Regions from separate parts of the Mus musculus genome. Here region 2 is linked to region 1. A link is a loop called in an ENCODE intact Hi-C map of the cell type or tissue named here. Cell type or tissue: gastrocnemius. All regions are shown on one strand.

What was found. Hi-C counts contacts between places; a loop is a spot of excess contacts. Peaks named below come from ENCODE experiments on the same cell type or tissue, not always from the same donor. Only the 100,000 strongest peaks of a DNase experiment are listed, where the experiment ranks them.
Region 2: a loop joins it to region 1, with 2.2 times the contacts of the local background. A loop is called at or near these places in 2 of 42 quality-filtered maps.

What each region holds. Positions count from the first base shown.
Region 1 is chr12:91,697,636-91,705,635 of GRCm38, reverse strand. The region is part of intron 4 of Ston2 (stonin 2); the gene reads left to right. Among named protein-coding and RNA genes, the nearest start is that of Gm16876, 20 kb to the right of the region's middle. In gastrocnemius, no CTCF peak of the experiment used is centred here; no DNase peak of the experiment used is centred here; H3K27ac peaks cover 692 bases.
Region 2 is chr12:91,771,858-91,779,857 of GRCm38, reverse strand. All of the region lies in intron 1 of Ston2 (stonin 2), which reads left to right. Among named protein-coding and RNA genes, the nearest start is that of Ston2, 11 kb to the left of the region's middle. In gastrocnemius, no CTCF peak of the experiment used is centred here; DNase peaks (open chromatin) are centred at 668, 942, 1,249 and 4,618; H3K4me3 peaks cover 3,818 bases; H3K27ac peaks cover 7,657 bases.

The DNA of each region.
Region 1 (8,000 bases):
TTGGAGGAAGTGTGTCTTTGTGGGTGTGGGCTTTGAGACCCTCTTCCTAGCTGCCTGGAAGCCAGTCTGCTAGCATCCTTCAGATGAAGGTGTAGAACTCTCAGCTCCTCCTACACCATGCCTGCCTGGATGCTGCCATGCTCCCACCTTGATGATAACGGACTGAACCCCTGAACCTATAAGCCAGCCCCAATTAAATGTTGTCCTTATAAGAGTTGCCTTTGCCGTGATGTCTGTTCACAGCAGTAAACCCCTAACTAAGACATAGACCATTGTCCTGAAGAGGAGAGGGCCTAAGCATTTAGCCCCAGCTCTCCTGGAACTCACAGAGATCTGCTTGCCTCTGCCTTCAGAATGATGGAATTAAAAGCGTGCTCCACTATGCCTGGCCCTCAGTGGGTCTTACTGACTGCCAAAGGACCTATAACACACAAAAAATAATAATAATTCTGAGTCCTAATTTGTTGGCACCCTAATGCTGGTGCCGTGAAGGACAGGTGTGATTTCACACTCAATGATTCAGTCATCTCACATACGGGAAGATACATGTGCCAGCCACTGAGCTAGGACCCAGCTGTATAAGGACCGACCAACAGCATAAACAATGACTTTGGTCCCCAGACAGCTTGCAGTCTCCCGGGGTTGTGGATATATTTGAAAGGAAGTCAAAACTATAATGAGAAAGCTTCTATGGTAAGAAAGGTTGGGAGAATTGCAAGGAGACAGCACAGGAGACTGCCACCAAATCAGTGGTATGGGGAGGTTCTCGAGAGAGCCATTTCGAGGCTGAACCGCTCACTGAGTGTGAAGAAAGGCCTTAAAATTAAAGAACTCACGGTGAGTTCAGAGAACCCGGTGCCTTTGTTTGATTAACTGACTCCGTTCATCCCAGCAGTGCGTCTGTCGAGCATGCTGTTCTGTACAGTAGTGGCCTCTGGACACATGTTGCCAGTGAGCACTTAAGATGCAGCTAGGGGGAATAATTTGATTTTTCATTTAAATTAATTTAAAATGTAAAGAGCTACATGTGAGTGGTGACTATATAACAGGTTAAGTCCTGGACTCAAGGTAGGGCTTTGGAGCAAACTCTCATTAAAGCGTTTGAAATAGCTGGGTGATGGTGGCCCATGCCTTCAATCTCAGTACTCAGGTGTCAGATCTCTTGAGTTTGAGGCCAGACTGGTTTACAGGGTAAAAGTTCTAGGACAGCCAGAGCCACACAAACAACAAAGTTTGAAATAATGTCTAAGAGAAGCATCCATTAAAGGTTTGGAACCTGGGAATAAATGAGTGGGAGAGAGAAGATTACAGCAGCCACCAGGACAGGATCCAGACAAGATACACAGTGGCCCAGACCAGGGGCTGGACTGCACTGGGGAAAACTAAAGAGTCCAAAGTGGTTCAGAGGGACAAGATCTCAAGCAGGTTCCCCCATTATGTTTCAGAAACTTCCATTTTTGTGTCTGTTCTTGTTCTTAACCCTGGATAATCTCCCCTCTAAATGCACACATGATAAACTCCTACTGATTAAGACAAAATAGTCTGTGAAAAGCATAGTCCTATAGATTGGGGCTTCTTTTATCTTTAGTGTGTGTGTGTGTGTGTGTGCGTGTGCGTGTGCGTGTGTGTGTGTGTGTGTTTCGTGGAAAGGGCACGCTTGGTACAGCACATTATGTCAGAGGTCAGAGACAGCCATCTTGCTGGCCCCAGAATGGGACTCCAGTAATCCACTCCGAGCAAGTTCTTTGTGACTTGTTCCATGTCACGTGTACTGCAGCTGTCCCTACCTTGGGCCAAGGAGGGCTGTTTGCTCAGAATCATCTTCCTATGGTATTCCAGGAACTAAGAAGCTGCCCCACAGATGGTTTCACAGAGGCGCTCCCTTCCTGATACGCTGCCAGCACCATACTCCTGCCTCCAGCCTGAGGAACCTAAGGAATGCTGACTTCAAAATACTTTGTTCCCAAGTCTGGGAGTCAATAAAGACATAGAAGTTAGTTCTCCTGGGGTGGGGGAGGTGACTCAGTGATGAAGAGCTCTGGCTGTTTTCCTGGAGGACCTGAGTTCCCTTGTCAGCACCCATGTCAGGAGCTTACGATCATTTAGAACTCCAACACCAGGGGACCTGATGCCTTTCCCTAGCCGCAGTGAATACCACACATGCATGATATACACTCACAAAGACACGTATGTGTATGAATAAAAAAATAACTTTAGAAATTAGTTGTTCTGGTTTATACTTCTGAATAATTTGTTGGTTTTCTTTTATGTAAGATATACTTTTTGAATAAGAGAACAAATATACCCGAGATGGGCAGCATCTGACATGTGACACAGTTTTCCAGATAATTACAACTTGTTTTATGAGTTATCATGGTTATTATTATGTCTCTCTACAGCAATAGAAACAGAGTCCAGTTTGTGGTGCTGTTTGGTGAGGTTTAGGAGGCGCAGCCTTGCTGGAGGAAGTGTGCCACCAGGGACACCTTTGAAAGTTTAAAGCGTTACCAGGCTGGAGAGATGGCTCAGAAGTTTAGAGCTTGTGACTGCTCTGCCAGAGGTCCTGAGTTCAATTTCCCAACAACCACGTGGTGGCTCACAGCCATCAGTAATGGGATCGGATTCTTCTAGTGTGCAAGAAGACAGAACACTCATATACATAAGATACCGAACAAGTAAATCCTGTTTTAAAAGGAAGTTTGAAGCCTGCTTCCACCCCCATTTTGGCTCTCTGCTCAGTGCCTGCTGTCATAGACAGGAGCTGTCAGCTTCCACCTTCTGCCACTCTGCCTCTGCCCTACCATGCTGGGCTCAAGGGCCATCAGCCACAATAAAACTTTCCTTCTATAAGTTTCCTTGGTCATTGTGTTTGGTCACAACAATCTCAAAATAACTAAGGTAATGGCCTAACATCCTTTGCTTCTAAATGTGGTCATGTTGAACTAGGGATCACAAAATGACTTCACTTTAACTTAACTACCCTTTAAAGAACTTATCTCCAAATACAGCCACATTTCGGAGTGACTTCAACATATAAATCTGTGGGGATACAGTTCAGCTCATAACACTTCTCTAAATACAACTTAGAAGCCCCCACCCATCCCTGTTGAAGAATAAATTAAAACTCTAACCCATCCCACATAGTATTTCTACAGCCTTCATAAGCAAGGTCACTTGGTATAGAAACTGCATCTCGGATCTGATACTCTGTACACAGCCTACTTCTCATAGGTGTAGTTAGGAAGAGGTGTCTAGGCCTAATAAGCCCCTTGTCTTAGTTCAGATTTTATTGCTGTCAAGAGATACAAGGCGACTCTTATAAAGGAAAGCATTTAATTGGGGCTGGCTTACAGTTCAGAGGTTTAGTCCGTTATCATCATGGCAGGAAGCTTGGCAGCACGCAGGCAGACATCGTGCTGGAGAAGGAGCTGAGAGTTCTACATCTCTATCCACAGGCAGTAGAAGGTGATTGGGTGCCACACAGGGCATATCATGAGCCTGTGAGACCTGGAAGGCCACCCCACACAGTGACACAGTTCTTCCAGCAAGGTCACACCTCCTAATAGTGTCACTCCCTATGTGCTTATGGGGGGCCAATTGCGTTCAAACTATCACACTCCTCCATTAACATGTCCACCTGCTTACCTACAGAATGGTTTGGTGGTTTTCTGTGGCGGCTAGTATATCACGCTGGACTCCTTGGCTTACGTGCCCATTTGAACCGAAGTTTCACAAGGGAAAATGCAAAGTGACAGGAAGAGATGATTGCTTCTCATCAAGTGAGCAGGTTAAATAACTATGTTACTGTCTGGGTAAAGCTTAAGTGACAGCAAACAAGTAGCTGTTGGGAGAGGAGAGCTGAGGACATGCGTGCAAGGACAGTGAAGTCCTTTCTGGGGGTGTTCTACGGATCCACGACGGCTTCGACGCCATGCTTTTGATTAGTTTGTCCCAAGTCAATAATGAGGCATGTGTTTGGGGGTGCAGTATAACACAGCTTAATTAACTAACTTAGTTTTGGTTTGTCTTGGTTTTTTTCTAAGATAGGGTGTCATCATGTAGCTCAAGCTCTCCTGGAACTCACTATGTAGACCAGGCTGGCCTGGAACTCTCAGAGATCCACCTGCCTCTGTCTCCCAGGGACATGTACCACTGTGCCTGGCAGGCAGCGCTGTTTCTATTACCAAAACCAATCACAGCCCAGATGCCTACCAAGTACCAGATGAAATCAGTGAAGTGCTACATAAGCATAGCAGGTATCTCAGTTACATTGTTCATGGAAAAGGAAGGTTATAGTCCAGTTGTTGAGCATGCTTGCAATTCTAGCACTGGGGTGTTTGAGGCAGGAGTTGGAAGACAGCCTGGGCTGTATAGCAGGTCCAGGCCAGCTGGAGATAAATAACAAAGCTCCTGTCGCTAACAAACAAGCAAGCAAACAAACAAAAACAGCAGGTTAGTGGATAAAATGTGTCACCATTTTGCCACGTTGGCCACTACATAGTTTAAGAATATATTTATAAATAGGTGGAAAAGGTTGATAGGATGTATCCAACACTGATAATAATGGTATAGGCTCCTATGGTTTACTGTATGTGTTTCTGTTGGCTAGATGGGTTGATGTAGTTGTTTGTGGAGTTGGCCTCTTTGCTTTAGGAAAGCCAGTTTTGCAAGTCTGTCCTGCGTAAAAACCATGTGTCCATTCTTAACTTGTTTTTCGGACATAAGGCAAGTTGCTTATTTATAGCAGGAAGTATACATGGTGTCACCACCTGGACAAACCAGGGCTCCACGCCGGTCCTACCGTTCCTGGCACACTGTTTAACCTCAGTGACCATTAGCTGCCTCACTTAGAGAATGGAAGTCATGATGGCATAAGGTTGAGCTTGTAGAAGTGTTTTGATGGTTGAGACCAGGAACATAAAGTTCCCAGAATATGAGAAGTCTCCTCTCTGGTGATAGAAATATAATACACTTAAAGTTTTAATTTCATTTTTCTTGTATCTGTAGGAGTGCTCGCCCTATAATGTATTTATGTGTTCCATGTGTGAGCCCTGGTGACTTTGGAGGCCAGAAGAGGGTGTCAGATCCCCTGAAACTGGAGGTTCAGGTGGTTGTTAGATATCCTATGAATACTGGGAATTGAACTTGAGTCTTCTACAGCCTGTACCTTGAGCCACTGAGCCATTGCTCCAGCCCCATATATACGCTTACGAAGTCTTCACATTCTAAAGCCAAGACTTGATGAGTAGAACTTTTAAAAACATTAACATTATAGGAATAAAAAAGGCTACATTTATCTAGGAAAAAAAAACTTTTCCGAAATATTTTTTGTTTGTTGTTTTTTGTTTTGTTTTGTTTTTTGAGACAGGGTTTCTCTGTCTGTGTGTAACAGCTCCTGCTGTCCTGAAACTTGCTCTGTAGACTAGGCTAGTCTCAAACGCCCAGAGATTCACCTACCTCTGCCTCCGGAGTGCTAGGAGGCCACCACACCCAGCTCAAAAGATTGTTTTAATCACCTTTGATTTTATATATATATATATTTATTTATTTATTTATTTTGTGTGTCATTGCACAATGTGGAAGTCAGGGAACTACCTTTGGGTTCCTGGGATCAGATTCAGGTTGGCAGCCTTGGCAGCAGGCTCCTTGACCCACTAAGCTATCTTGCTCATTTTATACAAGTTTACCAGTACATGTTCAGAGTCCCGTGGTTTTAGAGTGACACTCTCATATTTGTACATTTTGTGACCAAGGTCCCTCCCGCTGTCCTCTAGCTCTGCTCCTTGTCCCACCTTCTACATCAATGTCTTTTCTTGGTTTGGTTTGGTTCCTGGGGACGCAATGAGTTTTCTCAGGATGGCTTATTACTGCCGAGTAAAGGGCTCCTTACAGAGACACGGACAACTTACCAGGGACTGTCAGCTCAGAGGAAAATGTCTACCCAGCAACCTGGACTGGGAGAGGCGGAGCCTCCTGAGCCCCTCCCCCGCCCCACCCAACCATGAGGAACTGTTGAAGGGCCCAGTCTCCTGCATATCTTATGCAGATAATCAGAGCTTCTGAAAGTTCAAGAGTCCTTAGGTAGTTTTTATAAATTTCCTTATTTAAAAAAAAAAAAGGAGGGGGTGATTTCTTTCTGTGTAATTAAGCTTTAAGCTACTATGCAAAGTAACTAGTTACATTATGGCATTTTTTATTTCTTTTTTGTTTTTGAGACAGAGTTTCTCTGTGTAGCCCTGACTGTCCTGCAGACCAGGCTGGCCTCCAACTCACAGAAATCCACCTGCCTCTGCCTCCCGAGTACTGGGGTTAAAGAAAGGTATATGCACCACTACTGCCGGGCACATGATGGCATTTCCATATACCCGTGTTGTGTGTTCTCTCTTAGTTTCCCCTGTGTCCTCTCACCTCCTGTGCTCCCTCTTGCTGCTTGTCCTCATTGTGCTCCACAGGGCACACATATGGGCAGTCTTTCTTATTCTTTCAGTCCACGTGACTGAAGGGAAGACTCACTTCACATACGCTGTGAGCTAGCCGCTGACTGACACCCATACTACAGCACTGGGGTCAGGAGCTCTCCTGAGAGAGCTGGGAGGGAGAGGAGCCAGGTTCCCTCGCAGGGTGGACAGGGGGACTCAAACGACACCTCAGTGTGTACCTGAGTGTGTTTACCTGAACGTGTCCGCCTGTGTGTATCACTGGAGGCTTATGAACGTTCTGACACATCACTGTCCTTTGCCTGAGAGGGCTCTGGGATGGAAGGGGCCTTTCCCACTTTGGTACACTTCAACTCCTCCTTCCACAGAGTATCTCTGTCGGGGAGGCTGTTTCATTTCTCAGCTCTTTTGAAACAACTAGTTAATCTTTACTATCAACCCTTGCACTCGTTCTCCTTCCTTAACCCATCCGTCCTGGTGACTAAGAATGATAACATTTCTGGTGAAAACATTGCCTTTGCCTCCCAATGACATAATGATTGTGCCCCTGCCACCACCTACCGCCCTTAATTCGGGATGACGCTCTCACCTTGTGGACCTCAGGCTTTACCGTGTGACCTGCTTTGGGGACCACAGTAAAGGGTGGACATCAAGTGCCGTGAGCTCCCTTTGTCCTGTCAGGGCTGCCCTCCAAACCCACCACTGCCACACCCTGGCTCGTCTTTGTCCCACCCCATCCTGTACAAATGCTCATGCCCACCTCCCAGATGCTGTCTCCTGTACGCCAGCTTCCAGAGCCCTCTCTGCGGACAGCATCACGCTCTTCCAGGACCCATGGACCCAAATGTAGACCACTGTGCCAGTGTCACCCTTAGACTTTGAAGGCCGGAGCCACATCATGGACTCTTGTGTGATAAAAGCTTTCTGGAGAAGGCAACAACACTCATCTACTTACCGCAGATAGGGAGCCCATGACAGATCAAAGTACAGATACCATCAAACTGTAGCCTAGGAAAACCAATGAGTTTTACCGAGGTTGCACTATGGGTGAGGGGTTACTTACGGGAGCAGAAATGACCGAAGCCTACCCTAGCTTGGGTAACAGCTTATAAAGCTGGGAACCTGGAGCACATGCCACAGCTTGTAGGCAGCTCAACATGTTGGCAAGTGTCTTTTCCAGGCATCTTGGTTGGGTTGCACCTCTTCCAGGCAGCTCCGCTAGTTTCTGCTTCTTCTACACATAGGGTCTGGTCTCAAGAGTCTTTGTGGCTTTTCTCCTCTGAGTCTTCTCTGCAACTCAGCCTGCCTCATCTTAGCCTGGCTCTCAGCTTTTATTGTCTACTCTTAACAAGGAGGGGGCCTACTGAATCTGCTCAGTTTCAGGGACCTCCTGAAGGCTTTTTTGAGTGGTTTACCAAGCAGGATCTTCTCTGCAGGATGGAATGTTTCAGTCTCAGAGGAAACGGTTATACAAGAGAGGTGTAGATGTGGACCACATACAAGCAAATATGATCTTTGGTGTATAGGACTTGGTGAGTTCCAGGCCAGTGAGAGAAATTGTCT
Region 2 (8,000 bases), 74 kb before region 1:
AATTTCAGGATTATAAAAGCAGATGTGAAATTCTTGGAATAATGCCTGTCAAATAATATACACCATGTTAATATTAGGGTAATTATTATGTTATGAATCAGCTTCATCTCTCCACCTAGGTATTAAGTTCTTTGTGGGTGACATCAGTTCATCTTGTTCTTTTCCTCGCCAGTACAATATTCTTAGTATATTGATGGTATTGGGCTCTCCGACAAATTATTTCCCTTTTGTGAGCTCTGGTAGGTAGGGGCCATACACAAATTTGTGTAGAGTTCCATCTGGGTTCATGAACACTATTTGTCACCCACAGTTTACAGTCGCCCTTCCTAAACCCTACACACCCTATACTAAAAAGTATGAAAAAAATAAAAGTGAGCTCAAAGTGGCTTGCATGAGAGAAGAGCACGGATCCCAGCATCGTGGAGGTTCACAACCACCAGCCCACAGTAGCTAGGACTCCGTAATGGTTCCCAGTCCCAGCCACTTCTTGCCCCGGGAGCTTGCTTGGCTAACCCCATTGGGTGCACAGGGCACCGGAACCGGTTTCAATGTTCTCCTGGCCCCAGGTGCGGTGGGAACCAAGGCCAGGGCAACTAAGGTCTGCGAGTGGCTCCGCCCACCCCATCCTTCTGTCCAATCAGAGAGCGTCTCTTGCACAAGCCGCGCCCAATCAGGAGCGCCGAGAGCTGCGCCCTGAGCCCGCGGGCGCCCAGCAAGCCCAGAGTCGCGAGCGGGCAGTGGAGGTGCGGCGGCCCGGACGGAGCTCTGCGCGAGCGGCGGCGGGACGGGGTCAGGCTGGGGAGCTGGCGGTGGCGCGGATCTCACCGCCGATGCCGGGACTCTGCTCAGCCCGCTGCTGGTGAGTACGACCCGCGGTGGGGAGCGACCTAGGCGCCGCAGGTGGACGGCGGGGGGCGCCGGCCGCGAGGTCCTAGCGCCGAGCATCTCCGAGCACCGGGTATTGAGCCAAAGCGGAGCGCCACCGCACCACCAAGTCCGGGAAGGCCCGACTGGGTGGGTGGGGAATGAGGCGAGGCGGCTTCTTCGGGGTATTCGTGGGGAGACCCCCGTGACCCCCACACTCATCGCAGCACTTCTTGCCAGCCCGTGCCTTTCCCTGAGCTCCAAGTCGGCCAGGGCCACTTCGTTGTCCTGAGCGGGGAGGCGACAACAGGTGTCCTTGGAGATGGTGCCTTGCCCCACCCCCGCTCGAAATCCCGGCCTTGGCGTCGCGCCCCAGCTTCGGGGTGTTCTGAGTCGGGACCCCAGCCTGGCCTCTCAGGCTCTTTGCCCGCTGGACAGCGCCCAGGGGCGGCCTGGACCCCCGGGCCTTGGATGGAGTTTCCTGAACGCGTTGCCAAGCAATTTGCTGGACACCGCCTCTCGTCGGGATGGATAGTTGGGGGGGGGGGGGGAGCGTTATTTATTGGACACTAGCCTCTCCCTGGGATGTAGAGTTTTGTGTGTGTGTGTGTGTGTGTGTGTGTGTGTGTGTGTGTGTGTGTGTTCCCATACAGACTCTGCTGAAAGGAGCTGCCTGAGGGCTCTAAGTGAATCATTAACTCTGGTTTTATGCAGCTACTGCCCCTGCCTGCATTTCTCTTGCTCGCTCCCAGTCTCCTTCATGCTTTCTGTGCTGTTTGCTCTCCTTATTTATAAAGTGACAATTCTGATTGCACTCGTATGGAAGATTATATGAGCCACTGTCTGAAAAATAGCAAGCATAGCACCAAGCATTCAAAAAATGCTGGCTCTTAACGATTGTCAAGTGGGTGATTGTTTTAAGAGTAAATCAGACCTGTCCAGACTGGCCCCATAGCCATTTGGAGTATTTAGCAGTTTTCTACTCTCCAAGGAGAAAAATGTTACTGTTACTGATGGTATCATTTAAAGGGAATAGATATGTCCTACTGGGGAGCAGATGGGAAAGAGAGATGAATTTCAATTAGTATCCAATGTTCTGTGACCCTATGGATGTTTTGTGAAAAGAATATTATGATGCTTTTGTTGTTTTCTCTCTCTTATTTGTATGGGTGATTAGAGTGGTGAAGGAATTATTTTTAGCATTTTGTAGCTTGTAGCCTTTTTTAAAGGTGAGGGATGGGGACAGAAACACACATATGCAATTCTCAGCCTTATAACAAAATGCCAGCAGCTGAAAGAACCCCAAAATGTGTGTTTCTACCTTCATGCAGTTGATGGAATGTCTGTCTCAGGTGGTCTTAGTTCAGTCTTTTGCCGCTGTATCCTCTCTGTCCCCTTGCTGTTTAATCTGGGCATCACAGACACGGGTGACTACATGTTTATTTGTGTTTCTGAACCTAAGATAGCACATGGATCACATGTTGGAGTTGTGAGCCCTCTCCTTTGAGACCTAGAGACCTCTCTATCTGTGTTCTCAGTGGACATCTGTCTGTCTTGCCATCCCACCTAACTCCTGTGGCCTGGACCTTCAAAGGACAAGGTCAAACTATCCCGGTTTTCCTGTGGTTGCCAGACCCTTGTCTACCTTAGGATCAATATACACGCCCAATATATAGCGAGCGTCTTCTCAGGGTCTGAGATGGGTTTCTCACTGCAGATCTTGCAAGTGTGAGAACAGTGTGGCTTTTCAGCTGTTGCTCTGTGGACTTTTCCTTTCCAGTGGAGTGGGAAGATCTGATGGCTATAGCCAGGAAGGGACAAAAGGATGTGGCACGGGGCAGATTGCTGAATTCAAAGGCAGACTCCCACCTCGTGAGAGCCCAGGCTCTAACTGTGGCTAAGAAATCTGGGCACCCTGCTTTGGTTCTCTGAGCTAGGCTCCACATGAGTGATACTGATTTTATTAAATAGTGAAGAGACAGGATGCTTTAAAAAGAAAATGCTAGTGGATGAGAAGCCCGTAGCACAGCCCCCAGACACAGTTACATGTCTGTGGCATCTAGGAGGTTCTAACAGTGAGAGTTAAAGATAAAGGGCAGATTGAGAGTTGACTACTTAGGCAGTTGATAGAATGAGGAGCTGAAGTGGGGTCTTTGAGAGCAAGGCAGAACAGACGGGCGAAGGCACAGAACATCACAAGTGTTGCTTTAAACTGCTTGGGCTAAATAACAAGTAACCCCAAACATCATTGCTCTACAGTCTCTCAGACTTCTTACTCATTGATGCTGTGCGTCTAGGTGGGTCAAATCAGCCTCCCTCAATCAAGGACCCTACTGACCTCACTATGGCAAAGAGAGAGACTTACCATGGGACAGCACTATCACATTTAACATCTGCTGGGAAGTGAGTGTTGGCTGGCCCTCCAGCTCCATGCCGTTGACCGAGGTCAGTGACATGGCCAAGTGTGATGTCAGAGACAGTATAAGCTTCCTGAAGATAGGGAGATATGGTTGTGGAGATCGGAAACTGAAAAAAAAAAAAAAAAAAAAAAAAAAAAAAACAAGGTCAGGGAAGTTATCCAGAGGCAGATGATGAAAGATTCGGGTTTGTGGACCAGGCAGTTGAGTCTTTATGTTATAGGCAGAATGTAACCACTGAAAGCAAATGTGTGTGTGAAATGTGTGTGTGTGTGTGAGTCTGTCTGTCTGTGTGTCTCTGTGTATATATATCTGTGTGTCTGTGTCTATCTCTCTGTGTGTGTATGTGTGTGTGTCTGTGTGTGGTATATGGTATATGTACACCCATGTGTGCACATAGAAACCAGAAGAAGATTTTGGGGCAGGGTGTAGAGCAGGCACTATTACCTCCAGAGCCATCTCCCCAGCTCCTAATGAAGTTAAATTGAGGTTTAACAAGGTCAGATTTTTAGGACAAACGCAAACCTCCAGTAGCACGGTGAAGTATGAAACTGGTGAAACTCAGAGCAAGAGGTGGCGAGATCCTGGTCAGCCCCACAACCTCACATCCCTCTCATGTGTCTCGAAGGACACCAGGACAAGGAAATTCTTCAGCTGATACTGGAGTGGCTTGTGTTTTTCACGCGTCGTCCTACAAGGCACGTGCTCTCTCACCTTGACGTTTTTATCTTGTAATATCATCAAAACCTAACAAACATCTAATATGGTAGTTCCCAGACTTTGGCTGCATCGACAGATGGGAAGGCTCCACGCAACAGAAATTGCTGACTCCGCCCCCAGCCCCATCCCAGAGTTTCTGAATCAGTCAATACAGGGTCAGACCTGAGAGTAAACTTTTCTGCCCAGTGCTCTGTCGATGCTGATGCTGTTGGCCCAGAGACCTCACAATGAAAAGCAGTAAAGGCAGCAATTAAGATGTGTCTGCTGGGAAGACCTGCAAGGGAGGGCCAATGAAAGGTTCTAGTACTTTGCCCTAGGCTGCTGTGAGCATCGGGGTGTATAGGAGTCCCTGAACCTCCAGTTCTTATTAACTGCTTGCTTGTTTGATTTTTTTTTTTTTAATCAGAACCTTATTATATAACTCTGCCTGGCCTAGACCCCTAAGCAATCCTCTGCCTCAGCCTCCTAAGTACTAAGTTACAGGTATGTACCACCCTTCCCAGGCTTATATTTAAATGTCCTGTGCAATTCTCCTAAGCCGAAAATGCCAAACAGCTCCAATGTGGAGCTTCTAGAAGCATACAAGGGCTGCTTTGTCCCACCCCCTTGTAATTCTGCCCAGCGTCTCCGTCCTCTCATTGAGCACACACCCTTTCAGCTGGTTCCAGCCTTCTCTCTCCCTGGCTTGTCCACACATCCAAATCTTAGTCCCTCACACTCTTTTGTCTTCCCAGTCTAATGTCTTCTGGACCTTGCCCACTGGGTGGATCTTTGGCTGAATCGTAGCAGAGTCAGACCAAGAAATGGCTTGTCTCATTTGGTTGAGTCTTTATGACAAAACATCTGTACGGTGTGGTCATCTGCAAATTGCAGCCCATCTCTACCCCAAGATAAATAATCCTCTGAGAATCCAAGATCAACCAGGCCAAAGCTCTTTGGCTTGCTGTAATAGGAGGGGCAGGTCACAACAATCCTCTCAGCGCTGACTCATTGCTCTCGCAATGACAGAGTGTTTGAAAAACGGTTGTTAAAGAGAAAACACGTTGCTTTGTACAGGAAATGAAACACAGGTTTCTTTTCTTTTCTTCTTCTTCTGGGTTTTAGACATAAACAAAGGGTGACCTCTATCTGGGAGCCAGATAACTATTGTGTGCCCACCCTAATATGCAGCTTGTGAACACATGACATATTTTTAGGCTCAGTGTTTTGAATGCTGGATAGTGGCTTAGAAGATGTGTCTAAGGTAAAGATGAGCATATGATGGCTCAATGGGTTATGGGTAGAAAATTCTTGAAGCAGTGTTTATTGTTTATATAAAATAAGAAATACAGTGAGCTAAAGCTTTGAAAAGGCCCAATATTTGACAGATAATCACGCTTAGCAGGTGTGTTTTTGAAACAGGCAATTCTCTTAGGGTTCTGGGCTTCTCCCAGGTAAGTAAGAAAACTTGGAACCAGAGTTCTTGTTCTGGAGGCCTGAGGCTATCTCTTTCTTTCTCCAGGTAATTCTGAAAAGCAAGTAATTTCCTCCCCTCCCACACACCTGGCTTCAAAGTGCCCTTCCCTTGGTGACTTTATGAGGCATTAGAGCATCTTCCTGCATCTTAGGTCTCCAAGAAACTTTGAAGTTTCAAAAGATGCCCTAAACAGAACCCCGGCCTTAAGAGTGAACCACAAGAGACTCCAGACAGGAAGGATTAAAGCGTCGAACAGAGTTAGAAAGTGCTACTCTCCCATTGCATAGCATTCATCTGGCAATTTGATATGAAATATCATATGTCAAATATGTCAAAGCCTCAGATACTTAGAACGCTGTCCTTTTGTGCGTATATTGAACAGTTGTAGGACATAGATTTACAGTACTATTGTTGCCTTTCCGAAGTGCCATACCTAACATAGAAATACTAGTCTAAGTTCTATAGACAGATAACAAGATAAGGGAACAAAAATAAGAGGGCAGAATTGAGAACTCAAGACCTTGCACGCTTTGTCCATCCTGTGCCCTGCCGGCCCCTCACTAACTGGGCTCGTGACCTCCAGTGGCTTCACGGATGAGAAGATGGCGGTCACTGATTCCGATGTTTGGGATGGTCCGGTGTAGCCATTGGAAGGTGACCCACGTGATGGTATTGACAATCCTTCTGGGAGTTACAAAATTCCGAGGAAGAAGTTACAGGCTCTCTGTGTCTTCTTACACTGCCTCTACTCTGACAGTGAAAGAGTACACTAGTATTTACATAAATTAATATCAGTTAATGGTGAGACCACAAACAGAAAGTCGGCAAATGGCTAAGAAGGTACTGAGTGCCAGGCGTTCAGAGACCTGATGGAGTAGGTCTTCGAAAAAGCGGGTACTGTGGGAAGAATGTAGAAATAGGATTTCGTGAGGGAAAAGCACTGGGTTTGTAGGGAATGAACCCCTGTGGACTCTGGTTCTGCATCGGCGACTCAGTTCAGGCTCCCTGACAAGACTGCCTCATCTGGGATGAGAGAGTCGACAGAAAGCAGGGGAGTTGATGGGAGTTGGTTGCCCTCTGCCCATCTAATACGAATGCTCACGCACATAGAAATTTGCACAACCTCTTAACCAACGACTATAATTCACTAGCAGGCACATAGCACAGGACAGGACTCTGATGTGACCTTCTTAACATGCCCGTTTTATTAATAGGAAAGCACTTGGGAGCTAAGGATGTCAAACCTCTTTATAAATAAAGCCTAGCCCTACCATAAACTCTGTCATCTGGCAGGCAATCGGTCTCTCTCTCTCTCTACTTCTAAAATGACTTAAAGGTCAAAGGGGTGGTTCAAAGTCACACAGGAATCCCTGGACACGTCCATGTTAACGGATCCCACCTTTCCTGTCATCAGCTGGATTACATTGCTTCCCAGAGCTCCACAAGGATGGTGACACTAAGGACTTAGGGCCTGGCCAGCTAGCTAGGACGTTTCCAGCTAGCATTATATACCACATGGATCTTCAACTGTTAATGCCCAGAGCTGCTTGTTAGTTTTAGATTTAGATAATTACACCCTTTCCTTTCAGCCTTAAAACCGTCGCTTTTATTAAGAAAGTGCCACTCCAGCTGGGCGTGGTGGGGCACACCTTTAAACCCAGCACGAGGCAGAGGCAGGCGGATTTCTGAGTTCGAGGCCAGCCTGGTCTGCAGAGTGAGTTCCAGGACGGCCAGGGCTACACAGAGAAACCCTGTCTTGAAAAAAAGAAAAAAAAAAAGGAAAAGGAAAAAAAAAAGAAAAAAAGAAAGTGCCACTTCTGTGCTATGGCTCTGTGCAGATACGCTGTGTGAATAAAATGCCATTGAGTTCTTTTAACCAGATGCCAACTAGGGTAGTTGCTTTCAGTCTGTTTGAACTTGGGAGTGAGATTTCAAACCATTACCGGCTTGATACTGTCCTCTATTGCCTGCCTTTTGAAGGTAGCCGGTTACACTTGCTGTTGCTCTTCCCTCCTCCTCCTCTTCTTCTTCCTGCCCTCTTCTTCCTCCTCCTCTACCTCATCTTCCCCCTCTTCTTCTTGGTCTGTCTATCCATGTGTGTAAGTGTGTGTGTGTGTGTGTGTGTGTTTGCATTAGTGTGAGGGTCAAAGGGCAACCTCAGGTGCCTGTCCTTACCTTCTACCTCTTTTGAGGCAGGGTCTCTTGGTTTTTTTTTTTTTGTTGTTGTTGTTTTTTTGGTTTGTTTTTCCTCCTGCATATACCAGACTAGCTGGTCTTCAGGCTTCCAGGGATTTGCCATTTGTTTGCACCACCCATTTCCTCATGCTGAGATTACAGTAGATGCTTGTGCTGTGTATCAGGCTTTTACATGGGTACTAGGGATTTGAACTCAGGTCCTCATGCTTGCTTGGCAACCACTGTTATCCACTGAGCCATTTTTCCCATGAAGTGGAATTCAGGGCAGTGGTCGTGGAGGAATAAATGGAGTGGGAGAAAACCCATGTCCCGCCAGAGTTACGATGCTCTGGGTGGGTGGACGCAGG